Regions from separate parts of the Mus musculus genome. Here region 1 is linked to region 2. Evidence: chromatin loops called from intact Hi-C (ENCODE). Cell type or tissue: left cerebral cortex. All regions are shown on one strand. Each heading gives the region's core, and the rest is flanking DNA. Links, peaks and the distances in the headings are about the cores only. Region 1 holds the start of Adamts20 (a disintegrin-like and metallopeptidase (reprolysin type) with thrombospondin type 1 motif, 20). Region 2 overlaps Pus7l (pseudouridylate synthase 7-like).

Evidence for each region. Hi-C counts contacts between places; a loop is a spot of excess contacts. Peaks named below come from ENCODE experiments on the same cell type or tissue, not always from the same donor. Only the 100,000 strongest peaks of a DNase experiment are listed, where the experiment ranks them.
Region 1: it touches region 2 in a loop (2.4-fold over the local background); 3 of 42 quality-filtered maps call a loop at or near these places.

The regions. Positions count from the first base shown.
Region 1 is chr15:94,397,638-94,413,888 of GRCm38, forward strand. Adamts20 (a disintegrin-like and metallopeptidase (reprolysin type) with thrombospondin type 1 motif, 20) reads right to left here and starts at 6,713. Exons shown (of 39, transcript NM_177431.5): 1 at 6,362-6,713; 2 at 5,552-5,913. The coding sequence starts at 6,452. In left cerebral cortex, for the core only: a CTCF peak has its summit at 6,523; DNase peaks (open chromatin) are centred at 4,729, 5,831, 6,245 and 6,713; H3K4me3 peaks cover 2,022 bases; H3K27ac peaks cover 1,277 bases.
Region 2 is chr15:94,511,677-94,527,927 of GRCm38, forward strand. Pus7l (pseudouridylate synthase 7-like) reads right to left here. Exons shown (of 9, transcript NM_172437.3): 7 at 16,121-16,251; 8 at 14,115-14,168; 9 at 10,964-11,975. The coding sequence ends at 11,643. Among named protein-coding and RNA genes, the nearest start is that of Pus7l, 24 kb to the right of the region's middle. In left cerebral cortex, for the core only: a CTCF peak has its summit at 9,061 (motif pointing left); DNase peaks (open chromatin) are centred at 6,906 and 9,043.

The DNA of each region.
Region 1 (16,251 bases), core at 3,980-8,979, 120 kb before region 2:
ACTGATTTCACTGATAAACCGATTTATCAATGAAGGATCATTACTTTCATCAATTTTTCTATAGGCAATCCCAATGGAAGGGACCTCTTGCTAAATAATAAAAATAAAAGTAACATTACAGTTGTGCCAAAGGCTCCAAGGAGCTATTAGTTCAGATTAAAAAAAAAAAACTTGGAAAGAGATCTGGAAAGGAATTTGAGGACTTGACAAAACAGGTGGTTCATAGAATCATATTTAGCTCATCCATATTTTTAGCATCCTGTCTCTCTTCGGATGAATGCTGCAGACTGATTCGGAAGGAAGCCAGTGGGGTTACACTGTGCTGTGCTGGCTAGCAAATACTTCAAAACTAGTTTTCACTTGCCTGGGAGCTTCCTGATTATTTAGAAGAGTGGCCTCCTAGCCGCCAAGATGTTCTGAAAGGCAGTAGGTGATCATATAACTGGTTACAATGTATCCACCGAATATAATTTTTATGTATTTAGAGAATTTCATACACTCGTCGTAACAGAATGCTATTTCAGTATTTTGGCATCCAGTCACATTTTTGGGGGGGGGAAACCCCAAGTGTTTGTATGTGTGTGTGTTGTGTGTGTGTGTTTCTGTGTGTAAGTGTGAATGTTTGTCTATGTCTGTCTATGTGTATATGTGTGTGTGTGTGTGTGTGTGTGTGTGTGTGTGACTATGTGTGTGTGTTTGTGTGTTCATGTATATGGAAGTCAAATACAACCACAGGTGTCATAATACCTCAAGAACCATTCATACCCCTTTTTTGTTGTTGTTTTGTTTTGTTTTTTAAGAATTATTTTGTAAAGATTTATTTATTTATTATATAATAAGTACACTGTAGCTGTCTTCAGACACACCAGAAGAGGGCGTCAGATCTCATTACGGATGGTTGTGAGCCACCATGTGGTTGCTGGGATTTGAACTCAGGACCTTTGGAAGAGCAGTCGGTGCTCTTACTCACTGAGCCATCTCACCAGCCCCCTACCCCTACCTCCAGGACACAGTCTCTCACTGTCCTGGAGCTCACCTGGTAGTCCAGGCTGGCTGGTCAGCCAGCTCCAGGGATCCATCTGTCTCTGCCTCTCCCACACTATGGTCCTAAGCACGTGCCAAGCACGTGCCAGCACACCTGGGTTTATTTAAACAAACTACAGAATGAAACCATTGGTCTGAGGATTGGTCCTAAGCACGTGACAAGCACTTTACCAAAGGAACGTCTTCTCTGACTCAACTGAAGCTTCTTGAACTATCTAATAGGCTAGGAGAATCCACTCAACATCCTTGTACTCCTTCTTATTCATTTCCAGTTCATGCCGCTCTCCCAACCCCCTCCTTGGTTTCCCTAGTACAGGCACTTCCCCTAAACAAAATCACATTTTAACATCTGCTTCTTGGAGAATGTGGACAAATACACACTAGAATATTAAAAGTAAAGGCACAAGAAATTCCCTCACGATGTTGTTTAAGTATTTTGGGTAACTATAAGACTAATTAATTTTGTGTAAAAAAGTGTCAATCCAGAGGGACTGGATAGATGGCACACTGGTTAAAGATATCTGTACAAAGCTTGAAGAATTGAGTTTGATTCTCCAGAATCTATGTGAGGGAAAGAGGGAATCAACCCCCTGCAAGCTGTTCTCATAAATGAATTAATAAAATACATAACTGTAGAATAGTACATGGGATTACATTGGTGCTACTTAAATACACTTTCCATATTTGCACTACCTGTTAGCACTTAACAGGAGCAACTTAATTAGTTAGTAATTAGCCTTCAGTGGGAGGAGTGATTGGCAGGCTGGATCTTTGTTCTTATGAGAAATCCCAACATAATTCACATGGCCACAAAAGATACTCTGTGAGAATACAATCCACATGGCCACAAAAGATACTCTGTGAGAATACAATCCACATGGCCACAAAAGATACTCTGAGAGAATACAATCCACATAGCCACAAAAGATACTCTGTGAGAATACAATGCACATGGCCACAAAAGATACTCTGTGAGAATACAATGCACATGGCCACAAAAGATACTCTGTGAGAATACAATCCACATGGCCACAAAAGATACTCTGAGAGAATACAATCCACATGGCCACAAAAGATACTCTGAGAGAATACAATCCACATGGCCACAAAAGATACTCTGTGATAATACAAAACACATGGCCACATAAAATACTCTGTAAGAATACAATCCACATGACCACATAAGATATATATATATATGAGAATATACTCCACATGGCCACAAAAGATACTCTATGAGAATACAATCCACATGGCCACATAAGATATATATGAGAATACACTCCACATGGCCACAAAAGATACTCTATGAGAATACAATCCACATGGCCACAAAAGATATATATGAGAATACACCCCACATGGCCACAAAAGATACTCTGTGAGAATACAATCCACATGACCACATAAGATATATATGAGAATACACTCCACATGGCCACAAAAGATACTCTATGAGAATACAATCCACATGGCCACATAAGATACTTTATGAGAATACAATCTACATAGCCACAAAAGATACTCTGAGAGAATACAAAACAAGCCGAGCACAACATCCAGTTTGATATCATCAGGAAACTGTTTCCTTCAACCAAGACTTCACTGCTCCAATGCCATCAATAAATAATTCGGCTAACTTGTAAGTGGTTAAGTTTGTCCCTGGGAAGAATAAGATCCACTAGGCAATGTGAGAGCAGAGTGAATTAGTGCTGCAAGGGATCTCTGTCTTTAAACATATTACGTGTTACATCCTGCCACATACATGGTAATAATAATATTCCAACTTACTAAATACAGACCCTAGTCTATTTATCAACATTATAAGATTAAAACCAATATCACTATGCAAGGTAAGAGGGGAGTGGGGGTGGGTGGCTATGGGGGACTTTTGGTATAGCATTGGAAATGTAAATGAGCTAAATACCTAATAAAAAATGGAAAAGAAAAAAAAAGAATTGAATATGAGGACTAATATCCTGTAATTCTATGTCAATCAATGGATCAGTATGTTTGATAGGCCATTATCACACTGCTCATAAATATTTTATAATACACTCTACTTCCCTATCCACTATATAGTTCAGAAACATATAAATCTTTGTTATAAAATCTTTGGATAAATATTTATGAAATAAAAATAAAAAACATTAGAAGGAACATATTGTGTGTGTGTAGTTAGGTAGACAGACAGACAGACAGACAAATAGATTATAGATATACACTTGTTCAAGAAAAGTACTTGCAAGACTTTTAGCCCCTTCTGGCTCTTGGGCTCAAAACATTACACTTAGGAATGAAAATTTAAAAAAAAAATCCAGGTTCATTAATATAATAAAAGAAAAAAATGTAAACACAAAGTCTCGTAAAAGTTTTTTTTTAATTAATGATACAGAAATGGAAGAAACACTGCTTTAAGTTGTGCCTTGGATTAACTGAACCCCAGCAACTAAATGGCATCAGTAAAACTGCTGGGTTTGAACAAATGGCTATAAAGACGGGATTCTGACAGTGTTTATTTGATCTTCCAGGTAGACTATGCATTATTTTTAAGCCTTTAAAGATAGAAATTTTTTCCTTAAAGTATAAATGTTTGTGTTATTGATGCTTCTGCTATATTGATGACATAAATATTTTACATTTATCTACAGCAGAAAGGAAAAAATTATTGGAGGTATTTTAGGTAAATACAACCATACTGACACACGCCTTTAATCCTGGCACTCAGGAGGCAGAGGCAGAGGCAGGTAGATCTCTGAGTTCGAGGACAGTCTGGTTTACAGAGCAAGTTGCAGAGCAGCCAGGGCTACACAGAAAAACCCTGTCTCAAAAACACACAAACACAAAAACAAACAAACAAAATACTAACTTGAAAAAAATATATAAGAAGACTTTCCAAAGATTCTAGCAATTGCCTTAGGGGGTTAATACTATGATAAACACCGTGAGCAAAGCAACCCGGGGAAGAAAGGGTTAATTTTGTCTTACAGCTTGTTGTCCATCATCCATGGAAGTCAGGGCAGAAACTCAAGATAGGAACCTAGAAGTACGAACTGATGCAGAAGCCGTAGAGGACCACCACCCACTTGTTGATGGCTTTCTCAGCTTGCCATCTTATACCATCCAGGACCACCAATCAATCCCAGGGTGCTACCACCATCCAGGACCACCAATCAACCCCAGAGTGGCATCACCAACAATGAGCTTGGCCCTCTGACATCAATCACTAATTAAGAAAATACATCACAGGCTTCCTGTGGCCAATCTGGTAGGCGTATTTTCTCAACTGCGGTGCCCTCTTCCAACATGATGTAAAAGCCTATATCAAGTTAACGGGACATCAATGCTAAGTAGCCAGAGGAGTAACTACCAAGGCTCTTGTCTAGGACATCATCTCAAACCCATGTGGAAGTATCTTTACATTTTGCATGGAGAGAACTACTACTACCAATGTTTGATACACATAATAAACCCTGTTGACTTTGTGCAACTGTCTGAACACCTCTCAGAAAGTATGATCTGTTCAATTTTATTAAGCAAATGTTGGGCTCACGAGAAACTTGTAGCTAAGTTCTGTGGCTGTAACACCAAGGACAGAGCAGCTTTGTTCGTCATAGGATGTTCTCACAGCACATTAGCGCTCAAATATGATGGCTTCACTCGTCACACGAACTGTAACAACACAGAGACTGCCAGATTCCGCTATTTCAGGCATTTGTAGGCAAGTGCGTATTCATGCATCACGAATTAGCTTGGTACTATCGTGATGTTTTAGTTAATTGACTCTCATTTTAACAATGTGATGCTGCATACTTAAAATGACCGTCCTGATAAGAGATTCTGGGTTGGTCCAGACTTCCTAAATATGTCATGGGAGGAGGTATTAAGAACCTGTTTTCAAGGAAGAAAACCAAAAACCAAATGAAACAAGGGAGTGATGTCTTATTTCATTCTCTCTCTCTCCCTCCCTCCCTCCCTCCAGTGAAGTTTCAAAACTCCCTCTCGTTTATTCTTGTCGTTTCTAGTTCTCTGGCACTAGCAACTATATCTGTGGACATATTTCATACCTTTCCAGATCCAGCTAGCATTTACCTTTTCCTTCTTCCGTGGATGGACATCCCCATACAGAAACAAAACGAACTTTCCCCAAATCTTGTCAGCCTCGGGAGCCTTTTTTTATTCAATTGTGCATATTCAATAATTTTTCCTTCCTTTCTGACACATTTACTAAGGTTAAGTAATTCAGGGGATTGGGCACCAATAGCTGCCCATAAAAATCCTGCCCGGAGGTTGTAGAAGCAGAACCCAGAGGCCACTCCTGAGCGCCTCTGGAGCACGTGACAAATGGATGAAAGATGCTCTCTCTCTGCCTGTGGTCTAGGCTCCTCTCTCTGGTGGTCTCTGAGGACTCCAAGGAACCTACTAGGAACCACCCACCATGCCCCAATCCCCAGACAGCCCTGGCCTGGATCAGAGAAAACTCATAGGGAGGTACAATCAGGCTTACCAGTCCTCCACAGAGACTGAAGACAGCAGTGTGGTCCTCTCGCGCGTTGACCTGGCCACGGTAGAAACAGTGGCGCAGGTCTGGGGACTCCGTGCTGCGCCCGCCTGGTCCAGGTACCGGGGTCCCCAAGTGCACCTCAGTGTAGCCTGCAGCCAGGAAGGCCGCATCAGCGCTCAGGTTCAGCTGGAAGAGCTGCCCGTAGGCGCTGATTCGGTAGTGGGTCCTGAACGGAGGAGGCTCCGGCACCCCGGAGCTACGTTTCTTCCGGCTGAAATGCCGGTTCTGGGGAAACACGTCTCCGAACTCATTGACCCGCGTGGGGGTCACCACTTCGTAGGAGGCCAGAGTCTTCACCAGGGCTTCTGCAACACACAGCGAAATGTCTATGAAGCCCCGACGCTGTCCAACCCACAAGCTCTTGAGCCAAGCATCCCTACCCAAGGTCCCCAGTTTTGGTCAGTCTCAGGGGCACGACAGATATACACACACGCACACACCTGGGCACCGTGGGCATGTACTGCTTTCCCACGGGTCCTATATGCTCTATACAGACCTTGCCACCCACCACCCAGCGCAGCCACCTCCTTGCCAGCCCCTCTTCTCTTCCCAGCCTCCAGCAACCCGTGTTGTCCGGATGCACGCTGCTCCATGCCCCACGCGTGCCCGCCGCATGATCAGGAGAGCGTGTCCCCAGAGATTCCACGACAACCAAAAAAGTCCTCGGGGATGCTCTGAGCTGGGTGGCCTGGGGTCTCCAACCAGTCTGCACCACCCACTCGCACCCGGCCCAAGCGCCCACGGCGACCTTACCCTGTCGTGGGTGGAAACGAACTTCCCAGGACCCAGTGAGAAGGAGCGAGATCGGGCAGAGCAACCCGGTCAGCCACTTGGCCACCCGCATGGCTGCACACAGGGGAGGGGATCCCGACTGGGAGGCCGCCCCAGGGCCGCCGGCTCCCCGAGCTCCGCTGCCCTCCTCCGCGCTCTAGCGGTTCTCCGCGGCGTCTCAGCAGCCTCCTGAGCACCCGGGACTGCACCCCGGCTCGCCTCGCCCCGCCGCCAGTCCCCGCTCCCGGCGCCGCTGCCTCATCGCGCGCTGCCCGCCTGGCTCTCTCAGGCCCGCGCGCCCCGCGCTCCCGCGCCACCCTGGGAAGCGCTCGCTGCCCGGCCCAGCGGGAACCGAGCCAGAGTAGCGGGGCGCGCGGGGCGGCGGAGGGCCCGCCCCCCAGGACCTGGTCGACCAATCAGCGGGAGGCGCGGCGGCTCGGCCTCCCGCGCAGCCCCTGCCCCGCGCAGCCCCGCCCGCGGGCGCGCGCACCGGGACCTCCCTGGCTGCAGCTCCGCGTCCCCAGGACCAGCCAGACCCCACGCACGTTGACAGGTGATAGGAGCACGGAGTGAAATGACAAGTGTCAGACCGGGGCCTATGCAATTCACGTTTGAGAGGTCCTATTCGGCTTCCCACGCAAAATAACCATCCGTAACCGGATGCTATCCATGGAGCTTGTGGTGAGGCTCAGTTTTTTGAGGGTCCCTGTGTGCAGGGAGACTCTGGAGTTTGGAGGATACGGAGCTAGAAGACTTGTGTATGACTGCATTAACCTATCTCTCTTGGTTGAGGAAGTTCAAGGAGGTCATTGGAGTCTCCAGAACTCCAGTCACATGTGATTACTGTTGCCTGTCTGCGCCTTTGGTTTTGTGCTTAAATATGCACAAAGGACTCTCCCCAAAACATACAAATGTCAAGAACCACGGAACATCTGCCTGTTTCTGGGACCAATCTCTCCACCGAGTGAAGAAAGCCCTCTGTCAATGTTAACTCTCGTCAACAATATCTGTAGCTCTGAATCCGTGCGCAAGGCCAGGCCCTACTGCAACGGACAAACTTTAGCATGAAGAGAAAAACAGCTTCTTTTCAAGGGTACTTCTCGTGTCCTGAGCTCACCTGTTTGATTTGCAGGATCTGCAATTACTTCTATTACCAGAACGGAAAAAAACGGGGGAGAGGGGCTGGGAGCCTTGAAATCCAACCAAGGCCATTAACCAGGGAAGGCAAACCTTCACGGATACAACGGGGTGACTGCAGCTCAGTTTGGCTTACAGTCACTGTTGCAGTCACTGTTGCGCTCTGGGCTCTTGGCCTTGGAAATTGCCCTCTAACCATACGTTCCCTCCTTCCATGTCACCGGTATCAATCTTCTGTTGTTGGCAGCACGGGTAGTAGAAGAGTTTCAGGAAGGGAGAGTCGAAACTTATATTTGATGGTGAAATCCCCAGCTGGGTGGTGGTATGGTAATCCTCACTCGCTCCTCTTTTCCTTCCCACTTTCCCACCAGTGCCATTCCATCCACCAGAGAATTAGAGAGCATGGCAGGTTTAGGTTAGAATGTGGTGGTCTTAAAGAGAACAACAACGGACTTTACCCACAACTGTGCGTTTAACCTTTACCATCCTCCACGCTGGGCACTTTAATGGCATGCAGCTCTGAGTACATCTTGGCATTTGGAGCCAGGCCTTTCCACCTACAAAGACCCGAAACCAGAATCATACCACACTAATTGCTACCCGACTGCTGAGAGACACCTTGTTTTCATCGCTGAAGGTTCAAAGCATCAAAGCAGTGCTGGTAACGGAGCGTTTCGTTTTCAACACATCTGACATTTTGGAAATATTGTGTTCATGGGACAGTTCATGTGCTGTCTGTGTCACTCTAATCTTATAGATATATTTTAATTAATCCTCTGAGAATTCCATACAATATGTTCTGCCCCCAGTCACCGCCTTTCCCCGCCCCCAACTCCTCCCAGGTCTGCTCCCAACTTGCCAGTATTCTCGCAACTTTGTGTCCTATTATTTAATAGCCTCCGGAGGAGTCCAGTTTGCATTGTCTACTTACTCTTGGGAATAGGGCCATTCACTGGAGTGCGGTTAATAGGGCCATTCACTGGAGTGCGGTTAAACTATAGTGAAACTCACCGGTATAGAAAACAGACTCCTGTCCCCCCAGAAATGACCTGTCCACAGCTGGTGTGTGCCCATGCACCGGTCACACTCCAAGCTAGAACGTTGACTTGCATGAACTAAATGCAGATTTAATGCAGACAGCCACAGCTGTCGTGAAAGTATACACGCAGCCACACTGTCATGTCCAGGAGACAATTTCACTTCAGCTGTCCCTGCCTGGCTCTCCTAATCTTTCCACCCCCTTTTCCACAATGGCCCTGAGCCTTGCTGGGGAGGTAATATAGGTTTCCCATCCATAGCCAAGAACACCACGAACACTTGTGACCAATTGCAAGCTTCCCTATTAACCACTCCCCTCCCTGCTGCAGGAAGAAACTTCTCTTAACAGGAGCTGAGATCTGCACCAATCAGATCTGCCCCAATCAGATCTGCACCAATCAGATCTGCACTGATACAGACAGGAATTTAGAGTCAGTTTGACACTGTCTGAGCTTACCAGAATAATAGTAATAGCTTCACTCCTGGAGCCTGTGAGCTCTGCAACAATGTCGCTGGAGCCATAGTTACAGTGCCAGCATGCATTTGCTCTTAAATCCAGCCAGAAAGTGGTTAGTTACTCTCCTAACGTATGAACTTACAGGCATAGCTCGCCATACCAATGATTGTAGTTCATAGGGTTCAAAGCTTGGTAAAACTTGATAATGAACAGTATTACTTCCCTCATTTTACAGAAAATAAATGTTTATTTTTACATAGGACATAGATTACTATACTGGTTTTTCTGAATTCAAATACTTTTTACATATATTAGTCTGATTTGGGGACATTTCTGTTGTCTCTTATTTATCTTTCCCTACTTGGAAAATTCTCACAAATGAGCTCATCTCAATGGCTGTTTAATCGAACTTTTTTCCCCCTCACATTCATTCTTAGAGGTACCACTTATCGAATTCCTCTGATATCTCAGACCTAACAAACTTCAGAAAAGTTACCTTATTTAATTTACTCACTGCCCATATCATGAGACAAGAAAGAAAGATTAGGTCATTTACTCTGGGATATCCACCAAGTTAGAACCAGGTTTCTTTGGTTTCAAATGTAGCCTTTACTAGAAGAGAGTTGAACTGTTTATACCAGTTCAAATTTAATATACTATTTAAACCAGCAGCAACTCAAAAAAATTAAAGTCTTATTAATACCAAATACATTTTATTTGTAATTCAGACAATTGAGATAAACACAAGCTCGATAGCCAGTTTGCATTATGAGAACTGCTAATATATTCAGGGGTTAGACAGATTTTGTTGAGTAGTACTTGTTTTTGTAAGCATTACTATTATGAAGACATTGTTTATGTAAAGTTGAATCCCATCTCCAGTGCTGGGGAATCCAGCCCAGGGTTTCTCACATGCTCAGCAAGCACTGTATCACTAAACTACTTTCCAGTCTTCATTTGTTAATAATTTTAAGACATTATCATTGTTTCCAAGTACAAAGAGGAAAAATCAAATTTCATGCCCTAATTAGTATGTATTAAATTACACTCTATTATCACTGTTCTTTTATTTATCTGTGTTCAGCACAGTCAATTGTAATCATACGAGAAGTCATTATTAAAAGGTGTTTGAGGCAGTTTCCCTGGTACTAAGGATATTCCCACCATAAAAGGTAATAAATAAACAATTCAATAACTATATAAATACTAATATTGACATTTATATAGCCTAGGAATAACCAAACAGAACATCAAAGCTAACAACCTTTTATTTTTTTTGGAATACTTATACCATTCACATTTATTGTAATTGTAGAAAGGTTACATTCAAGTCAATAATCTCACTGTTCGCTTTCTACTTATACCATTAATCTTTTTCCCCCTTTTTGCTTGTATTCATTTTAACTTAATGAATATATCTTGTGATTCTATTTTATCTCAACTGCTAGACAAACTCTTTTTAAATATTTAAACTAAGTTTATTTATTTTGTGTGTGAGCTTCTCTATGTGAGTTTGTGTGTGCCTCAGAGTTTATTCTCCCCTACTACCATGTAGATCCCAGGGATCAAACTCAGGTTAGCAGGCTTAGGAGCAAGCCCTTTATCCACGGAGTGTGCCTTAGATGAACTCTTTGTTTTGTGATTTAAGTGGTTTCTTTAAGATTTGTGGTAATATCTCCAGCGTGCACTGCTCTACCTTAGCTGTATACGAACGTGATTTTTCTCCTTCCCAAACACTTAACTTTTCTTCACACACACACACACACACACACACACACACACACACACACACACACCACTTCATTGTTCCTGTTGTGCTTGAAGTTATTTCTTTCCATCTTGAATTCCATCTTGAATTTCTCTAACAGTTGAGATAGAACTTATGTGTGTATAATGCAAGTAAAACAATACTGCTGTGGAGCAACTGCATATAGACAAATATTAGGCTCTGATAACTTTTGAAGTAAGTAAGTCTTTGAAGGGGGCAGCTCTGATGCCTTTTTCCCCCAATTGGTTCTTGATTTGTCAGTAAAGAAAGCTGAGGGCCAATTGCTAGGAAAAAGGTGTGGGCAGGACTCCCAGGTTCCCGGAGGAAAAGTCAGATGCAAGGAAGGAGAGAGAGGAGTTTTCTGCCATGCTTTGGAGGGAGAAGAACACAGCAACCATGTGAGGTCTCTGGGGGAGCTGAAGCCTGTGGCCACTACTACAGGCAGGTGGTCAAAGATGTTTGACAGGGGCCAGGTGAGACTAGCCACTGAACTTTAGAGCAGGTGGAGAGATGGAGATAATACATTGGTTAGGGGCACGCTTTTCTAGGTGGGAGAGAGTAACGCCCAGCAATTGTGCCAAGAAGGCAAATTGTAAAGGAACAAACACTCTCTCTCTCTCTCTCTCTCTCTCTCTCTCTCTCTCTCTCTCTGTGTGTGTGTGTGTGTGTGTGTGTGTGTGTGTGTTTCTTTTATGCTCGGATTCAAGGGAAAATGGGACAGGGCTGGTAGCACAGTCACCTTCCAGAGCTAAAGGATGGTAGAGCAAAAGAGATGCTGGGTGGACGCTGGTAGCATTGCCAATCCCAGAGCAAAGGTAGAAGATTAAAACCACATGCAACAAGTCTTCAGTCCAGAAATATAAAAATTCAAAGGAGATATAGAAGAAAAAATGAGAGAAATAAAATGCAATCTTAAACAATTCCTAAGTGAAAGAATTAGATGTAAGACAGGCAGCACAACAAGGGATCTGCCTACAGCCTGGTCTTATGGAGTAATTTTTTCTTCAGTTGAGGCTGTCTCCTTTCAGATGACTCTAGCTTATGTCAAGTTGTCATGAAACTAGTCAATACAGCTGACCCCTTGTCAGTTGAACACATACTCCTATTACTGATCGGCCACACATTTCCTTTATTGCTTTTTCCCAAGATTAGTATTGACATCACAACATAAAATATTTTACAAACATAAAAATTCCCACACTCAAACATATTAAAAATTCAGTCTCCTTTAAGAAATCCTAAGTCTCTTTTAAAATCCAAAAATCTCTCAGCTGTGGGGTCAGGTAAAGTCAAAACTAAGTTAAGTACGTTCTTATTTCAAGAGGGAAGAAGAACAGAGACATAGTCACAATCGGAACAAAGTAAAACCAGATTCCAACGGTATAAGTAACATAGTTTCTAGTGTCTAGGATCCATTCGCAATCTCCTGGGCTCCTTCGAAGAGCCTGGTACACTTCCCCAGTTCCATCCTCAGTAGCTCCCTAAGCTTTGCTGGCTCAGCTCCACTGCTGCTGCTGCTTTTGGGTGGTTGCTATGGTAACGGCATCCCCAAAATGCTACATCCAGACTGCACTGCTCCAAATAGCCTTTTCTGGACTCTCTTTGTGGACCCCAGCCCTGCCGCGCAGTGCCAAGCCTTGGCTGCTCTCCATGACCCCTTTACATCTTCAAAACCAGCACCACCTGGGTGACTCTTACACCACCATGTTCAGCTGCCAGCGCTAGGTACAACCCTGGCCATGTCTGGAACACAGCTTCTGTGTGCTAATTCTCAGAAAACACTGCCCCGGGAGATTTCACTTCAGTAATGCTGGTCTCTTCTTAGTCATTACTAATTGTTCAGCTCCAGCAACACTATCCCAGCAAAGCAAAGGTTTCACTTTAGAACTTCTGGTATCTGGTTGATCACAGCTGATTCGTTAGCCACAGCTAAGCAGGAATTCCAAATCTTAATTCAAAACAACGAACGGCCCCCATAGAGTCTTGAAATGCATCTCTTCGATAGAATTTGCAGAGTGCTCATAAATCTCAAAATGTGGCACTAGCTCAGAGAGTGTCCTCTGGGAATAAAACATAGAACTTTAAAGACCATAAAAATTAAAGGTTATTTCAGAGGTCGTTTTAAATAGCTCTTCTATCAAATAGATAAAGGAAGAAAGGAAGAAACAAAGAAACAAAAAAAGAAACAACCCAAGAAAATTCACCAGTAAGAGCAAACTACACACCAAGGTGGGACCACAAGAATATTTTTATTAGGTATTTTCTTCATTTACATTTCAAATGCGATCCCAAAAGACCCCCAAACCCTCCCCAACTCCCCTACCCACCAACTCCCACTTCTTGGCCCTGGTATTCCCCAGTACTGAGGCATATAAAGTTTGCAAGACCAAGGGGCCTCTCTTCCCAATGATGGCCAACTAGGCCATCTTCTGATACATATGCAGCTAGAGACACAAGCTCTAGGGGGTACTGGTTAGTTCATATTGTTGTTCCACGTATAGGGTTGCAGACCCCTTTAGCTTCTTGGGTACTTTCTCTAGATCCTCCATTGGGGGCCCTGTGATCCATCCAATGGCTGACTGTGAGCATCCACTTCTGTGTTTGCCAGGCCCCAGCATAGCCTCACAAGAGACAGCTCTATTTGAGTCCTTTCAGCAAAATCTTGCTGGTGTATGCAATTGTGTCAGCGTTTGGAGGCTGATTATGGGATGGATCCCCAAGTATGTCAGTCTCTAGATGGGACCACAAGAATATTATGTGTAAAGATATTTAATCTTTTGCAGAGGCAATGAAAAATTAATTCTGTCAATAACACAACTATTGGTTGGAAGAAACGAGAATGAGACGGAGGTAAAATGCCCAGAACACAGCTGTATGCTAAAGTTAATGTAAATAAATGGCTGTGGGAAATTTCACTGCCAGCGAAAATAAAGTCAAGGGAAGGCCATGTGGATGTCCCTGGGCTGAAGCCTTACTGATGTCCATGGACCCTGCTGCCACTGAGGACCATAGTGATGTCCTCAGAGGTCTTCTGTCTCTCTTTCTCGGCTGTGAGACTGCAGTCATTGACACCACTGCATAAGACGCTTTCTTGCCCTTATGGTGTCCCTTGCCTGGATTGCCTGGAGGCTATGTTAAATGTCCATGATCTGTGCTTCTGAGGGCTATGATGGTGTCTCTGATCTGTGCTGCAGTAGAGGGCCACGTTGATGTCCACCAGAGACCATGCTGAGGTCGTTGGCATGCACTGATGCTGGAGGCCATGTGGATGCTCACAGTTCATGTTATGTGGAAGTCCATGATCTGTGCTCCAGCGGACCTTATATAAAGGGCAAGGGAACATTGATGGATGACTGACTGCAGACTCACAGTTGGGGCAGAGAGACATAGAAGACTTCTGTGACAACCCTTTTACATCCATCCCACTCCCATAAAAGTAACAGCTTAGACAGAAGCCATCAGAGATAATGCTTGGAAAATGTGGTCAGGATGCTCGAGTGTGGCTCTCCACAAAATATGACTTTTGGCGGGTGGCAGGTGGAGCGGGACTCAGTTTTCTTTAAGGGGCCGGCCGCTGGAGGTTTAACTGTGCTCCAGTGACTATATAGCAACAGAAAGTGGACTTAGCTTTCTGTGGGGGAGGATCACAAGGTGGGGGGGGGGGAGACCTAAGATGATAGAGAAGTGTGTTTGCTGTGCACTATGTGAAATTTAAAAAATCAATAAAGACATTAATTTGGAAGAAAAGGAAAGAAGTCAGTATGTAACACCAGTGCTCAGAATGAGAACACAAATCAATAAACTAATCTAATCTAATAAATCATATATGTGTGTATATATGTGTGCATACATATACATTACATATAATGTATATGTATATATGTATGTATATATATATGTATATATATATATATATATTAAAATTAACTTCAGAACAATATGCTGTTCAGAGAAGAAAATATACAAGAGACATTATTTGTAGCACATTGCTCTGACAGAGATTTAGATCCAGAATCTATTGGGGGGGGGATCTTCTCTAAATTACAGAGAGACAACCAAATAGAAAAATAATTTTAAAAAACTCCAAAAATTATTTCATGAATTGGGGTTGATATAAAAATTAACTTTAAAAGACTGTAAGATGTTTTAATGTTTTTTTCAATACCTTTGACCATCAAGCAATACAAATAAAGACATAATGAGCTTCCACCACACCCCATAGAGTGAGCAAATTACAAAGGAGAACCAAAGATTTGCTGATGCTGAAACTTCCAGGCACTGATAGAGACTTGAACTGCTATGGCCCCATGGAAACGAGCAATGTCTGAAAGGTGAGCGAGCATCGTGTGTCACAGGAATGCATCCAGAAGTTCAAGAAGAGATATCTAGATTGTTCACAGAGGCGCTGTGTGTGATGACTCAAACTCCAAACTACCCAGAAGCAATCAACAGTAAAATGGAAAAGTGTTGAATGATGGGATATGCAATGTAATTAGACTTTTTAAAAAAATCTATAGTTAATAGAAGGATGTAACTGTAAAAGTCTAAGTTAATAGAAGGACATAACTGAATGCAGTAACCCACACTACACCCTACAGCCTACAGGAATGGGTTCACAGTGTGAATTTCATGTGTATACAGGAGTCATGACCAGCAGATGGAACTGCCTTATGTAATTAGAAATCAGAGTAGTAGCTAATCCCCGAGGTGGAAGAAATAGAAACTGGAACAAATGAATGAGTTCTTAGCACACTAGTTACATTCTGTTCTCAATCTGGAATCTACTGTACGGACAGGCTGTTTGTGGAAGGTTTAGCATCTGCACGCTTGTGCTAATTATTCTGCATGTGTGTGCTTAATTCTGCAATAAATTTTAACTACTCTGTTTGATTGATATTATTAAAACATTTTTTTACTATGTGGAAAAATGTAAAGGAATCAGGTAATTAGATTCTAAACTCATCTTTATAGGTCAATAATTATTCCATATACAATTTAATTCAATAATTTGATCCTAAAATCAGAATTTTTCAAGCCAAAAAATCAGAAAAATTTTGACAAAAAAAATATTTGTCATGGCTACTTATTAACTACTTACCCTAACGCTGGACTGAATTTTTATTTAAAAGTAAAAGGGACTGCTCTTACAAAGGACACAGGTTTAATTCCCAAAACCCACACAACTGCTCACAACTGTCTGCAACTCTAGTCCCAGAAGATTCCACACTCTCTTCTGGTCTCTGCAGACACTAGGCGTGGATGTGGTACACAGACATACCTACAGTTAAAACCCCTACACATAAAATGAGTGAATAAGTAAATCTCCAGAAATTAAAATGAAAGACATAAATATATTTATTCCAAAGACATCTGTGTGTTTAATGAGACAAGATTAACCCATGGTGTTTAGGTGATGAGTTTTTAAAGGTGACAGGAACTAGCTTTGTGCAATGGCCGTGCCACACCCAGTCA
Region 2 (16,251 bases), core at 6,886-11,885:
CTCTGTTTTGCTGTGGTTTATTTTGCTTGCTTTGAGGTCTAGACAAATGGAGTCATACCACGTGTTCCATTCTGCTTCCGGCCTCTCTGGAACAGGACAGTGCTTTCCATATTCATGCATGTTACTGCATGTCCCAGTACTTTCCAATTCTCTGTTCCATGATATAGACAACTATTTGTTTATTTTTTTTTTCTTTTTAGGGACCTTTATTTTTCTCTGGTCATTACCTAATACAGATAACTTTATTGTAAACATTTTTAAAAAACATTTTATGGATGTGTGTTTTTATTAATCTTTGATCAATATCCAGGAGTAGAATTGCCAATTTACATGCTAATTGCATATTAAGTTTATAAGAAACTTGGCAGTTTTCTCATTCATTTGTAATATCTCTCGTACAAACGTCTGGCTATGTTTTGGGCCATGTTTAACTGACTCTACATTGAATGGTAGTACATTGGCATCATTAAGAGGGAAGATTTAATCTTTTTATTTATGTGTATATGTGAGACGGTGTTTCTGCTACATAGGCATGGGTACTGGCAGTGGTGGGAGCCAGAAGAGGGTGTTGAATCCCATGGAGCTAGAGTTAGAGATGACTGTGAACTGCCAAACATGAGTCTGGGGAAACCAAACAGGGTCCTCTGCAAGGGCAACAAGCACTCCTAACTGTGGAGCTACCTCTCCTGCCCAGTACTGTTTGTGTCATCTCATCATTCAGTTATTGTTACATGTAACTATACTGCTCAAATGATCCAGAGGGCCCCGTTCTCCTGCTGTTCTCCATTCCTTCCGGCTCTTACACTCCTGACTCCATTTCACTGAGATTCCCTGAGCTTTGAGGGGAGGGATTTGATGGAAAAATCCTAATGAGAGCTGTGTACTCTAAGGACTCTGCATTATGTCTGGCTGGGAGTCTCTGTCTCTGTTCCCATCTGCTTCCGGTGGTCCTGGGTTCTATAAGAAAGCAAGCTGAGCAAGCAATGGAAAGCAATCCAGTAAGCAGCATCGCTCTATGGCCTCTGCATCAGTTCATGCCTTCAAGTTCCTGCCCTGTGTGAGTCCCTGTCCTGACTTTCTTTGGTGATGAACAGCAGTGTGGAAGTGTAAGCTGAATAAACCCTTTCCTCTCCAACTTGCTTCTTGGTGGTGATGTTTTGTGCAGGAATGCAAACTCTGAATAAGAAGACACTGTTCTTCTCTAATGAGAGACAGAGTAGATCCAGAAGGGGAGGGGAGGTGGGGAGGAACTGGGAAAAGCAGAGGGGGGGGGGAAACTATAATAAGGATAAATTGTAGGGAGAAAGAATCTATTTTCAATAAACTAGAGGGAAATACCTGGGCTGTTGTGGTACATGCCTTTAATCCCAGCCCTCCAGAGGGAGAGGCAGGCAGATCTCTGTAAATTAAAGGCCAACCTGGTATATAGAGTGAGCTCCAGGACAGCCAGGGCTACACAGAAAAAAAAATATCTTGAAAAAAACCAAAAAGGAAAAAAGAAAGAGAAGAGGAGAAACAATGAAGGAATGAGACGAAAAAACAAAAATTTTAAATAAATAAATAAACAAATAATAAATAAGTAAATAAATAAATGTGTGTGTTGGTCACTCTTTTGTTCTTCCTCTTCTTCTTCTCCTCCTCCTCTCCTCCCCCTCCCCTTCCCTCCCTCTCTCCCTCTCCTCTTCTTCTTCTTCTTCTTCTTCTTCTTCTTCTTCTTCTTCTTCTTCTTCTTCTTCTTCTTCTTCTTCTCCTTCTTCGCCATGTTTTTGTAGCAGCTCATAAATTCTGCTGCTGTCTTCCACATTAAACCACCTGCACTAAGGTTGTATCCACCCCTAACCCTTTATTACTTGTTATCAAGTTTTGGATTTCCTGACAGTTGGCTAGGAAAAAGAAAACACAATAAGTTGCCAGCTTTCTCACATTAAGGTTTTTTTGCTTCCACAGTGTTTGCTGACTCTCTAGCTCCAAACCTGATTTAGCCCTGCTTAATTTCTTACACATAAATGATACAACATTTCTACTTAGAAAGGGCTTGTTGCTGCTTTTGAAATGCACTTTCAGGGCTGGGGAACTGGCACCATGGGTGAAGTGCTTGCTGTGCAGGTAGAAGGATCTGAGTTCAGATCCCAGCATCCATGTGTGCCGGCTGTGGCAATGGCAATGGCAATAACCCAGTGCTGAGGAAACAGAAAAGGGCGTACAAGAGGATCCTCTGCTGGAAACAGTAAGCTCGAGTTTCAGTGAGAAAGCTTGACTCAGAGAGTAAGAGATATTGGTGAAGATTCCCCAGTGTTGACCTTTACACACACACACAGAGAGAGAGAGAGAGAGAGAGAGAGAGAGAGAGAGAGAGAGAAAGAGAGAGGAATGCACACACATACATACAGAGAGAGAGAGGCAGGAATGCACACATGCACACATATACACACACACACACACACACTCATGCACACACATGCACACACATGCACACACACACACACAGAGGCAGGAATGCACACATACACACACACACAGACACTCATACACACACACACACACACACACAGACACTCATGCACACACGCACACACAAACATGCACACATCATACACAGAAAGAGGGAAGAGGGTGTCTGTTTTAACGGAGATTTCTGATGCTACCTTACAGTCACACGGCTTTTCCCAGGTACAGGTTGGTTCGGGTGGTGCTCACACACACCTTACCTTTGCTTATTCTGTTGTCTCCAGGATTTCAACGTCATCCCTTTCTTTATTGTCTGTGCATGATTTTTAGGAGAACAAGAAACTTGCCTTCTTGCACCACCATGTTCACAGAAGTCCCTGGGAGTTGTTTAAATAAAGACCTGTCTATGTTCTAACTCATGTCTTAGAAGACACAGTATTATAGACACAGTAATTAAGGGATGGAAGTGACAAGTTTGTTCACTTGTCTTATCAAAGACGGTGTATAGGGTGTAGGACTATGTCCCAATAGCTCCCAAGAAAGCCCATTCAACTGCCAGTGAAATAATTATATTTTCAAAATATTTTTATTGAACATATTATCTGGAAAAATGGTTGCATGATAAAAAAAATTAAGCGTTTGAAAATAGACAGAGAAAAATCAGCTGGTAGCCTCCAGCTTTTCTGAGAAAAACAAGGTCCGAGGAACAGTCAGATACGCTGTGAGGGGTTATAGGGGCAAGGGCATAACCCACTGTGAAATCCAAAAAGACACCAAAGTTGAAGGCTGGCTCCTAGCAACTCTTTGGAGGAAACTACATAGCCATTGGTACAGAACAGAGATCATGGGAATGTCATCTGAAATTACCCACTTATGATGCCTCATGGCTATTGTAGGAAAGAAATCACTTTTCAAGTGAAGGTAAAGAGTGTGGGGGTGTGAACTAAAACGAGAGGAAAATGGAGAAATGCACAAAGAGATAAGCGTATAGTTTTATATAGGTTCCCTGTTGTATGTGTGTTTTGCTGGGAACTGAGCTCAGGACCTCTGGGAGAGCGAGCAGTCATTGCTTTAACCTCTGAGCCCTCTCTCCAGCCCCAGTGCATGCTTTCAATGTGTCCTGAAAGTGCAGAATGGTCTAAGGCACTAAGACGTTTCATCTTCATGCACTCCTCTACTCTCTCTAGCAGTGTGCAATATACAACTTAATGTATATAATGAACGATGTGTTTTCAGTTGGGCTGAGGCCTCTAATGCCTTAACACAATGCAGGATACTTTTAATAACGCTGGGATGGGATCTAGTCTTTTTAGGGAATGAAGACAGCTAGAGGCAGTTATAGTTCAAGGTTCAAAATTAGGAGCTCCACTTCATCCTGGATCCTAGTTACGTGATAAATGACTGTGTACCCCAGTCCCTTGCTCTTATTGTTTAATACACATACAACCACACATATGGCAGCACATTCTACTCTGTAAAGTTAACCTCAGACGTTTCTTCAAAAGGTCCCATAAACCTAATGAATAAGGAATAGTGGCTAGTGGTATTTACTCTTTTGGTCATTAACTGAGAAACATGTTACACTGATTCATTCATTCAAATTACATTGTCATTCAGGCCACGAGACTGCTGAGCCAGTAAAGGCACTTACCACCCAACCTGACAGCTGAGTTCCTTCCCAGAGACCCACGTGTTGGAAGAACTCATTCCTTTGAGTGTCCCTTGACTCAAGCTGCCCCTTGACATCATGGCATCTGCACACATTACAGAAATGAACGAACGTTGTTATGAGGGAAGCCCAGCAGAGACCACCACAGGGACACTACAAAAGCAAAAAAAAAGATAGCATTGCTGGCTGGCAGCTGCACGGGATTGTGCCCAAATCATGCTGCCCCAAGCCTTACAGCCCTTTGCCTTTAGGCACAAAAGTCACATCCTGGTTGTGACACTTCAGTTAGCAAGAAGCAGAACTACAGAAGCCAAAAATTATAGCATAAGACTCTGTGCTCATTTTGGCAGGTGTTGGGGGTCTATGTGATGATTTTAAGATGGGAATGGTGCCTCTAACATGGCATCAGTTGTGCCAAGGTCTGTGGGCCTGTTACAAAGTATTATTTCTAACCTGGCATCAATTATGCCAAGGTCTGCGGGCCTGTTACAATGTATAATTTCAAGTTAGAATATTAACCTACTTACATAAAGAGGAAAATGAAACCCTTACAGGTGTAACAAAGTGGTCACACCCCTCAAGTCACAACTAATTTGACTGCCTGCACCAGTCTGGGCCGGTCAGTATCCTGTCAGGGAAAAGGAGGGTGCTTATGGGATACATCCCCCCGCCCCCCCCCCTGAGAATGTATCCAGGCAACTCATGGTTTAATGTGGGAGAGAGAAAGATTCTCTTCAGTCATGTAGATACCAGCATGGTGCTCATGGTACTGAATCGACCCCTGGACCATGCTACTGTAAGCCAGTGCACTAAATACTGACTAGCTCTCTCTCTCTCTCTCTCTCTCTCTCTCTCTCTCTCTCTCTCTCCCTCTCCCTCCCTCCCTCTCTCTCTCTCTCTTCCCCCCTCTCTCTCCCTCTCCCTCCCTTTTTCTCTCTCTTTCCCTTCCCTCTCTCATCTCTTCACACTCCTTTTCCTTTCTCCCCTCTCCTCACATTCTCTCTCCCTCTCTCTCTCTCTCTCTCTCTCTCCTCCCTCCCTCCCTCTCTTTCTCCCTCTCCCTCTCCACCTGTCTCTCCCCCTCTCTTTCTCCCTCTCCCTCTCCCCCTGTCTCTCCCTCCCTCTTTCTCTCTCTCTCTCTGTCTCTAAGGGGAAGAGGAATAAAATAAACCAGTAAGTATAGGAAGAGACGAGACCAAGTAACAATGTGTAAATGTGTTTGCAGTACACTAGTTACACGCATGGGAAGTGTCATCCTGAAACACAGTTGTGTATATTTAATATATATGTTAATAAAACATTTAAATTATGCTTATTTATTAAATTGTTTTCATAGGTTTTTTTCCATTTCATTATTTTTGTTAATTTACAAATTGTATATTTATGGTATAAAGCATGTTTTAAATACACACACACATTGTGGAACCGTTAAACCAAGCCAATCACCCCGTTACTGAATCTTTGGTTTGTAGCGAGGACAAAACCTACTCTCACGATTTCCAGGTCCAGACTGTTGTTAACTACAATCACCGTATTTGCTTTAAAGCAGGTATTTTGAACTAATTCTGTGTCTAACTGAAGTTTAGTATTTTGACCAACATCGTTCTAGCCCCTGTTGTCAGCAAGCCTCTGGTAACCATCTCTTACTCTCTGCTTCCATTACCGACCTTTGAAGCCCCATGTACAAGAGAAACCATAGGGTATTTTCTGAAGAACCAACAACCACCGCAGGCTGCCCTTGACCACGCCCACGCCATGCGCTGCCTCCCGAGGAAAAGAATTCTTTTTTTAAAGGACTCAGCTCAACCTGTTGGAAATCGCTCCTTGAACTCGGTGCCATTAGCAGAGAGGAGATCCACCCCTGGGTTACTTTAAAATGTTGTTCCCCTAAAAAAATGTTGTTCCCCTAAAAAAAAAAAACAACAACGAAACAAAGAGAAAACCACCAGTCCTTTACAATCTGAGCTGGCAGGGGGGAGGGGGGGGTGGGGGGCAGGGCGGGGGGGGGGGACAACCAAAGCCAAAATTAAGATCCTATTGTACTGAGAGCTGCAGAATCCTGACTTACCCAGACTAGGAAAACACCACAAAGGCTTCTTAGAGTCGGGTGACTTGGTATAAAAGTCACCGCCCTGCCCTGTTGCCCGGTTGGCCTCAGCTAGGGAGACCGATTCTTTGACCCCTTCCCTTTTAAAGTAACCCAAGAGCTCTTGCTTTGAACTCATGTCTAATTCTCACCCTATAACTGGGATTTTATTTCTATATTCGTAGTTCACTTGGGTATTTATTAAGGAAACTTATCGTTTATCTCGCATTTCACATTTTCTAACGTCTGAATTTTAAAGTCCATGGCTATTTTTACCCTTTCCCGGAACTGCGACATTTCTCAGTAAGAGACAGCCCATCCTAACAGGCAGCGTAAATTAACTCCTTGCCTCAGAGTGAGAAAACGAATTGCTTAAGAAGAGTAGAGTCATTTTCTTTACTTGGAGGTGTTCCTGACGCATCAAACAGGAATTGCAGGAGATCAAATCCATTAAGACCACTCCCTGTTCTTTAAACTGACACACTCTTAGATAGCAGCCTTACCCGTACTACTTCAAGCACATTTTTAAGAAGACCTTTCAAAACTCTTAGACATGATAATACAAGTATCATTTAAGGGTTTAGAAGGGGCGCTGGGAGCGGCCCCCGGCACACCACTGGTCACTTGGGGAACCAGAAATCCACCGGAAGCCTGCGCTTGCCTTCCTCCTTGCGGTTCAGTCTGCCAGCTACTCTTTCTGTAGGTGGCATTTCAAACCAAATAAAAACCCGGAAAGCATGAAGCACTGTTAGCGTCCCAAGCCAGATGTCATCTTCTTTCCTTCTGCATCTCCAGAACGCCCTCAACTTGGAGCCACTCGAGTGTGTGTCTGTAGCTTCCATTGAAAATGTGACTCTGCCTTCACGTTCCTCCCCTTGGAGCTCCGGAAAACCCTGTGGCAGGCAGAGGAATGATTGTAAGGAGCCAGAGCTGTCCAGGACACCAGGAGAATACGGCCCACGGAATCAACTAAGCAGGGCTCATAGAGGCTGAAGGAACAATGCCGGAGCCTGTGTGGGTCATCACTAGGGTCTCTGCTTATGTTATGGTTGTTAGCCTTGGTGTTTTTGTGAGATTCCTAATAGTGGAAGTGGGGCAGTCTCTGATTCGTTTGCTTGCTCTTGGGACCCTTTTCCTCCCACTAGCTTGCGTGGCCCAGCCCTGGTAAGAGTGTTTGTGCCTAGTGTTAGTGTGGCTTGTTATGCTATGTTGGGTTGACATCCTGGGGGCTCTGTTCTTTTCTGAAGGTAAACAGAGGAAGAGGGGAAGGAGGAGCAGGGAGAAATGGAGAGGGGGGAAACTGGTTTGGATGTATTTTATGAAAGAATAATTAATAATGATGATGATAATAATAATGATAATAATAATATGAACGTAATTATAATATTATAATAATAATAAAGTGAACCAGCAGATGCCAGTCATGTGTATAAACTAGAATCAGTCGACTCGCTTCTTCTTTAAGCACAATGCCCTCTGGAAGGACTAGAGAAGCTAGCTCTGAATTAGGACTAAACTTCGTCACTCAGCTTTTCCTGTGACATTTAGAATTGCCTCAGGTATCAACTCGGTTTCCTATCAGCTATAGCGATTTTAATATACCCCTGTGGAACATACTCAAATATGTGAATGACACCAGAATAATTTGGATCTTCTACTTAGATTGGCATCTCAGAAAGAATATTATTTCTCCCTCAAGACATCCACCATGTGCCTGCTCAGCAGCAGAAGACGGTATTAAGTTTGTAGACAGAGAAATTATTACCACAGAGCTTGCTCTCAGAAGGCAACACTGGGGAAAGCCAGGACCTGGTGTCCTGGCTGGTTTTATGTCAACTTGAAAGCAGCTAAAGTCATCAAAAGGAGGGAGCCTCAATTTAGGAAATGCTTCCATGAGATCCAGCTATAAGGCATTGTCTCAATTAGTGATCAAAGAGGGAGGTTCCAGCCCATTGTGGGTGGTGCCATCCTGGGCTAGTGGTTCTGGGTTCTATAAGAAAGCAGGCTGAGCAAGCCATGAGGAGCCAGCCAGTAAGCAGCACCCTCCATGAGCTCTGCATCAGCTCCTGCCTCTAGTTCCTGCCCTGTTTAACTTCCTGCCCTCAAGGCTTTTGCTGATGAACTGTTACCTGGAGCTCTGTGTGAAATAAGCCCTTTCCTCCCCAACTTGCTTTTGCAATAGTGACCTTATGTAAGACACCTAGGAAGCATGGTCAAGTTCAATTCCACACCACATCTTGTCTGATCTGAGACAGATCACTCAGATAGGCTTCTAAACTGCCCAAAGCAGGAAATATTACATTCCCAATGGGGGTTGGGATGAGTATGGATTAATATGAGAGATACTTATACAACGCTAATAAATGTTAACTGTGTCTAAAGTTACCGAGATTTCAACTTTTACAAGTTACAAAACAAACAAACAAAAACAAGGCAGTTGTGCCTTGATAAGATGCGGTGTGGCTCTCAGCTCAGCCAGCAGAGCACTTGCTTAGGGTGAGCAAGGCCGGGGGTTCACACCCCCTGACTGTGGTAATACAGCAAAACACCTCAAAGTTAAGACTGTTCACCTTCCTGGTCCTTACGCACCATTAGTCTCAAATGTAACCTTGGTAATTAAAACTAGAGCAAAGGTTATGCTTATGAAGCTATCATCAGTTGGTTCTTAAGACATAATAAGGTCCTTGGAATTAAAAAATATATTTCATACCAAATACTGTTAAATGGAACGACTTTCGGTATGCGTAACAGCTAAATAATGTTCTAGTTATGATGGATAACAAAGATATGCTTTTTGCTGGCTCCGTTTACTGTATGAGAAATATAAGCTTACAGTGCCACCTACAGGCCAAGACAGGAATATTGATGACAGCATGTTTTAAATGCTTGACAGGCTCTAAGAAATGCTATTTAAAAGAACACTAGGTTAAGTTTTATATAACTGATTTTCATATTTAATTCATAAAATATAATTTCACTGAGGGAATGAAAATATCCCTCCCCTCCCAAGTTTTGCTACTTTATAGAGTATCATTTCATTTTCAGTCATCGCTAAAATCATGAGGGCCACTTTAAAAACTAACGGTACCATAATATCCAACTTCATTTGTATTTTGAGATTGCTGAAGCAGCTGTAATGGGTTATCTCGATTGTCAATTTTAGGAGATTAGAGTCACTTGAAGACAACCACCCTCAGCACACATGTGAAGAATTATCCTGTTTAGAGGGATTGGGGCAAGAAGCCCCACCCACAACAGGCGGCGCCATTCCCAGTGCTTGGATCCTGGACTGTATAAAAAGGAGGATGTGAGTGACAAGTATCCCTGCTGTTCCCTACTTCCTGACTGTGGTGACCTGAGCCCTCAGGGATCCTGTTGCCATGACTTCTTTGCCATGACAGATTGCACCTTGGACCTGGGAGCCAGAATAAACCCTTTCACGTTTAAATTGCTTTTGTTAAGGTTTTTCCTGGCAGGAACAGAAAGGTAACAAAGATGATATGTAATATCATATGACATACCATGTAATATCCTATCATATATGGCCATTATATATATATATATATATATATATATATATAGTTATTACATTACACACATAAAATTGACATATATATGTGTGTGTGTGTATATATATGTATATATATGTATATATATATGTATATATATATATACATATAATTGAATACTCATCATCTTAATAGAATGCCATTTTCTTTTCTTCTCTTCCAAGTTGTGCCTGCAGACGTGTAACAGCAGTGGAGTTCCCGGCCTCTTCTCAACACACGGTACTTACATTAACTGATGACAGTGGTATCTGTGTTAATGTCCCCTCTGTTACTGTTGATCAGGAAGCACAGGGTCTTGAACAAACAGGAGCTGGGGCAGCTGGTCCCCAGTGGCTATGGGTTTTGTTTTTGTTTTAACATTCTTTTATAATTTTTTTTAATTGAAAGGATACTGAAAGAAATACAAATATAGCTGAGAGACTGCATTTGCTTAGCATATGCGATGCCTGGAACGGAGCTTTGTCTGCACTAAAATAAGCTTCACTGGTGAGCACGGCATGTGTCAAATATGTGTGTTGCTCCTCTAAAACATTTTCTAATGCTACTAAATGTGCATCAGCGACTATAGTAACTACGCTTGCTAACGATCTGACTCAGCTCATCTCACTTATGTTCTTTACGGGTGGACTTTGAGTTGACTTCTGATTCGCTCTCTAATATACAGAACCGGGGTCCTCGGCCTTCCTAACACTGTGACCCCTTAACACAGTTCCTCAGGCTGTGATGACCCCCCAACCATAAAGTTATTTTGTTGCTACTTCCTAATTGTAATTTTGCTACTGTTATGTATCATAAAGTAAATATCTGAAATGCAGGGTATCTGATATTTGACCCCCAAAGGGGTCATGACCCACACAGGTTGAGTTCCACCGATACAGAAGAAAATGCAGCAAAAATCACATTTTGCATTCCATAGAAAACTTTTGCTTCTTTTGGATTTTATCTCCTAGCTCTAATATTCCTTAAATGGGTATAATTTAGCATAGACATACAAAAATCTGCTGTTGCTGGTCTGCAATATTCCACACAGATTTTTAAATTTCATCACGATATATTACTGGCAATGAAATGATCATCGGGAAAAGTCTTCCTGGTAAATACGTCACCTCTCTACCTGAACTTAAATGATATCATGCTGTTAAAGATGACTTATGGTGTGGGACAATTAAAGCAAGCCAACACATTCCAAATGGACAATATGTTTTCTTTTTTGCAGCATAAAACATAGAGACAATTCGATAGTAACTCAAGAAATCGAGAATGTCTTTATTTTTCAAAGAGAATCACTACCATTTCCAATGTCGTTGGTATGTGTTAGAAATAGAACGTGGGTACCGACAGGAGTATAAAATCTGAGTTTTAGGTGGTAGAAAACAACAAACGGTTAGGAAAACAGGTAAAAAAAAAAACTAGTATAAAAATTTTAAATAAAATCTTCAGTATCTCATAAATACATTATGAGAACAGATACTGCCCTTGCACGGTGTCACACCAGCCACTTCGCGGTGGAAAGGAGGCAGTGCGGGAGAAAAGCACCGAGGTTTCGCCATCACCTCTCCAAGCAGCGCGGACGCTGTTCTCTCTCCACCTCTCAAGAGTGGCGTGGAGCAGCCCGTGCTCAGAGTGGTGCTCCAAAGACCTAGAACTTTCACGACCGGAGAAAAATCCCTGAAGCATGACCTTAGAGAGCACAGTCATATAGCTTTAAACTTAAGACACCGGTGCTTACGTTAATACATCACACCCCGACCTCTCAGGACACTGTGAAAAGTGAGGAGCGAGAACCGCGAAGCTCAAGGCAGAGCCCTTGGAACCGCGGCTACCCTTGCTTCCGAATGCCCCGCACGCGGTGACATCAGGGTGTGTGAGCTTAAATGTCGCCCTTCATCATTTCCCTCAGACAAACAGTAGCGTAACACGAAGCGTCAAGGTCGAAGGACAAGGACAGCGATGAGGCTGTATCATCGGAGTGGGGACCTTCCACTCGGGCCTCCTCGGTGGCGGGGTCAGGATGGACTAGTCGGTGTGACACGTTGCGGGGGTGTTTCACGATGTGCCTGTAGCATCCGGGTACGTTCAGCTTCAGGGCGGGCACCCTGAACCTACAGGCCTGCAGTCCGTCCCTGCTGAGGGCTTCTTGGTACCACCGCCCTACTTGGTTCTCCGGGTACTGAACGTTGTATCCAAGCACGGGCAGAACTACCTGGGAGGGGAGGGAGAAACCACGGCCTGTGGATTAGCCTTCAGAAAGATACGCGACCATATCTCTCACCTGTATGACTGGCCCCCAGCTTTGTAGAGACAGTGTCAGGCTATAAATAGGACAGCTGGCTTGTTTTGGGTGTTACCTAGGCTAGCTATAATGTTATCTGATAAAGAAAACAGCTAGCTAAAACCAAGCAGTCAGGAGAGCTGTGGTAATCAGCTTGCATCAGATATCACTGGGGGAACCGTAATTCAAAAACAAATTTATGTATCCAGTAAAGACCAACTCTCTGAAAGCACGCAAGCCTACAAGCGAAGTCTTCGGTGACACACAGGACAGTCTCTACTGCTAGCCCTGCTAACTTGGGTGACAATTTGATTCCTTCTTTTGAAAAGCAAACAGGCACCAGAGAGTATTTTTGTTTTGTTGGCTGCATGTCCGTGAGTAAAGCCGTGCTCCCTAAGGGTGGCCCCTCTGCTGACTTCTGGACACTACACTTCAATGTGAAAAGGTGTTTAGAAAAATGGGCAAAAGGCATCAAATGTATAAGCCAGGCACGTTAGGGTCTAGGTCAGCATGCAGAAGGCTGAAGCAGGGTATGAACCTAGCCTGGGCTACGGCTGGGCTTCTGAAACATGGTTCAACTGTAACCCTTATTATCCAAGAAATTTGTATGTTACCCTAGGTATGTAACTCTTTAAAATTGGCATAGAAGCCAGAAATTGGCTGGTAATAAATCATACAAGTTATATCTCAGGATGATTTTTTGTTATGCATATAACTCTGTCATTTATTAAAGACAATTATCATTAAATTATTAAAGAAATCTGCGTGCTAATGAGATTAATGCTGTTTATTTCATCGGGAGCATTAAATCTTGGCTGCATATTTGAAAGTGTGGGACAGAAGTGTCTTCAGTGTTTTCCAGAGTTGACGGATATCTGTATTCTACAATCCTCACCGCCAAGCGTGTTGCTTCACACATATGCAGACACATAGCACAGAATGGCAGAAGTATACTTAGAGCCATCTCAGAAACTGCTGAAAATTCCGTCCTAATCCCAGGTCAATATCAGCTGACTGTCGCTCTTAAAAGTCAGCAACCAGAACAGCAACTTTTAAAATCATGTGTTCTAGTGTGATACAGCCCAAGCATACGTTAACCTGATATTTACATGCTGACGGATGATGCTAGAAAAAGATTAAGTCCTTGTTTTCCAGAAGTAAGACATCCGTTTTTTGAAAACAGAAAAATTTTGTAAGTACAGTAAAACCTACAATGGTTAATATGTAATAGCCTGGAATCTGAGCTGAGGTGTTTCAGGCGACATCAACATCACCACCATCATCACCATCACTAACATCCTCCTCATCATCACCACCTGCATGGCTGAGCATGCAGTGCTCACAGTGCAGAGCCGTGTGTTGTGACGCAGAACCTGGTCTGCAGTGAGGTCACATGACACAACACTGGTGAACAGTGAACGCTTCTACAAACACCCTGGGTGCATTATGCGTTTGGTGTCTGGCTAACTTTCTGTCAGTGTGCACTCAGAAACCTCGGCTGCCACCGAAGGTTTCACAGCTCCCACGTTCCGCGGTGGGGTCATGGCCTACAGACTTAGAAGCTGGGGTGTAGGAAGGTCCGACAAAGGCCACATAGATGCTGTGCGGCACTATTTATGTGACATTTTACTCCAAGGGCAGAGCACGGTAAGACAAAATCAAAAGTAAATTGGTGATTCTCGTGAAGCAGGATTAGTGCAACCCTGGAAACAGGACTAACGGTCAGACGCTGGGAAACACTGGAGGGAGACGTGAACTCTGGGAAGTCTGAGTGAGACGTGAACTGCTCTTACTACAGGTCTCAGTGTTCGTATGATTATATCTGCTTATCAGAAGCAAACATAAATTAAACTTTTAGGATGTAAATGATAGCATAATAAATCTGTTATAAGCATAAATTTATCAAAGAAGCATAAGTCACTAGGATATAAATCATTACTTAATCTAAAAGTTACCTAAGAAGGGGGAGGGGGGGATCAGATTTGTCTCTAGCCGACAAGCTTATTTAAATCTAAGTGATAGTGACTTGTCACCACGTTTAAAGTGATAGTGACTTGTCACCACGTTTACCTGGTGCAGTGCATATGTGTGCGCTGACTCCTCTTCTTTGGTCACCAGATGAACCTAGTTTTATAAAATACAATGGAAATGAGTAGCTCCCAAGTGCTCTACCTACCTCACTGTTCCCTGACTCTGACTCACACACTGAATATACGTACACTCAAACACCATCTCTTTATAATCCCCATCTCCAGAGAAGCCCACTACATAAAAACAGACTGGTCCTTTCTGCATTGACTACACACTACTGAAGTGGGCAAGCTGTAGCCGTGGCCGCTGTGAGGTAAGGCTTTCCTCCCACACCAATGAATTATTGCCGAACTGAACGTCTGCTTCTGCAGAGCCAGCCCTGCCCTTCAGCCACCCAATCCCCAGGAAACAGCCATATTGTACCCAGGGTGCTGTTTGCCAGTATTTGTTTCAGAGAATGGTTGTAGGCGCCGTGGACAGGAAGGGAAGGAAGGAGGTGTGTGATATATGACGCTTAAAAAGCTTGGCTCACAGCATCACAGAGCAAGCCGTTCTCAGCTGGAGAGATGCTCGGCTGTGAGGAGAGCTTGCTACTCTTGCAGAGGTCGGAGTTGAGACATTTCGGTGCCTGAATAGATCATGGGTTTCAGAAGTTGGGCCGATAACTCCATGCTGGGTTCTCTTCTTATTAGTCTGAAGTAGATTTGTATTACCTGAAACTATTTGTAGATACGGAGTCCAGTGTTCATCTAGGTGAAGCTTTCTTTAGGCAAAGCTCAGAGTCGACCTTTCCTCTAGTTTTGAAGTGCTGGGCGTGATGTATCTCTATCACCTGACTCCTAGATCTACGTTCTGGTTCCTCCAGACCCGCTTAGACTCCTAGGTCTTTTTAGGTAAGCTACATTGGTGATTCCCATCTGGGCCTCAGCTCTCATTTCTATAGAATGGGAGTTAAAGGACTGTCTATCTGAAACCCTTTACTCCCCAAAACCTAACGATTTTACAGTGTTCGGGATGAAGTACCTACCGCTCAGGGCCTCGTCCCTGTTTTTAACCACGTTTTGAAACTGACTTAAGATAATGTCAGAGGAAAACTCTTTGTTCCTTTTGTTTTACACTACTATTTGAACTTTAAGAGAAGCACGGGGTTCGGCTTCACTAATTTAGTTCGAACTCAAGGAGGTAAAAATGCCAGCTGGACAGGGAAGAAATGGGAAAAGCGAGTTTTCTAGCATGCCATATCCTCATAGCATCATGACGGAACTTTCTTGGGGGGAAAGCAGAGAGGAAGCTGGAGGGCACATGCTGGCTGAGGAGGACGGGGAAGAGAGAGCACCTAGCTGAGGGGTGTGGGCGTGCCCGCTCTGGACGGCTCACTCTTGTTTTTAAGAGGACCGCCCTGTGCAGACCATGTACAGGGGTGTGTGTGTGTGTGTGTGTATGTGTGTGTATTAGGAAATGTGTGTGTATGTGTGTGTGTGTGTGTGTGTGTGTTTGGAAGTGTGTGTGTATGTGTGTGTGTGTGTGTGTGTATGTATGTGTGTGTATGTGTGTGTGTATGTGTGTGTGTGTATGTGTGTGTGTGTGTGTGTGTATATGTGTGTGTGTGTACATGTGTGTCTTTGTATTTATGTGTGTATATGTATGTGTGTGTGTGTATGTATATGTGTGTATGTATGTGTGTTTGTATGTGTGTGTATGTATGAATGTGTGTGTGTGTGTATGTGTATGTGTGTATGTGTGTGTGTGTATGTATGTGTCTGTGTGTGTATATGTGTGTATGTATGTGTGTTTGTATGTGTGTGTATGTATGAATGTGTGTGTGTGTGTGTATGTGTATGTGTATGTATGTATGTGTGTGTGTGTGTGTGTGTGTCTTTGGAAGTGTGCTCTTTAGGGGAAACTTTACCACCTTTTACTCTGTACCTCTCTCTGACTGTTTCTTTGCTTAGTAACATGGGTTGATTCTCAGTGGTCAGAAGGAGTCAAGCAAACAGAGTTACCATCCCCGGTGTGGCGAGTCACCTCAGGTGGCGGGTACTCACTTTACTGCTTGGGAAATGCTTGTCCGCATCTTCATCCGAGCAGATCAGGTCCCCCTCCACCACCTTGGGTCCATAGGCTGCCAGTCTGTAAGATGCTGCCTCGTTCCAAATCCTGCTACTGTATGCGTGGA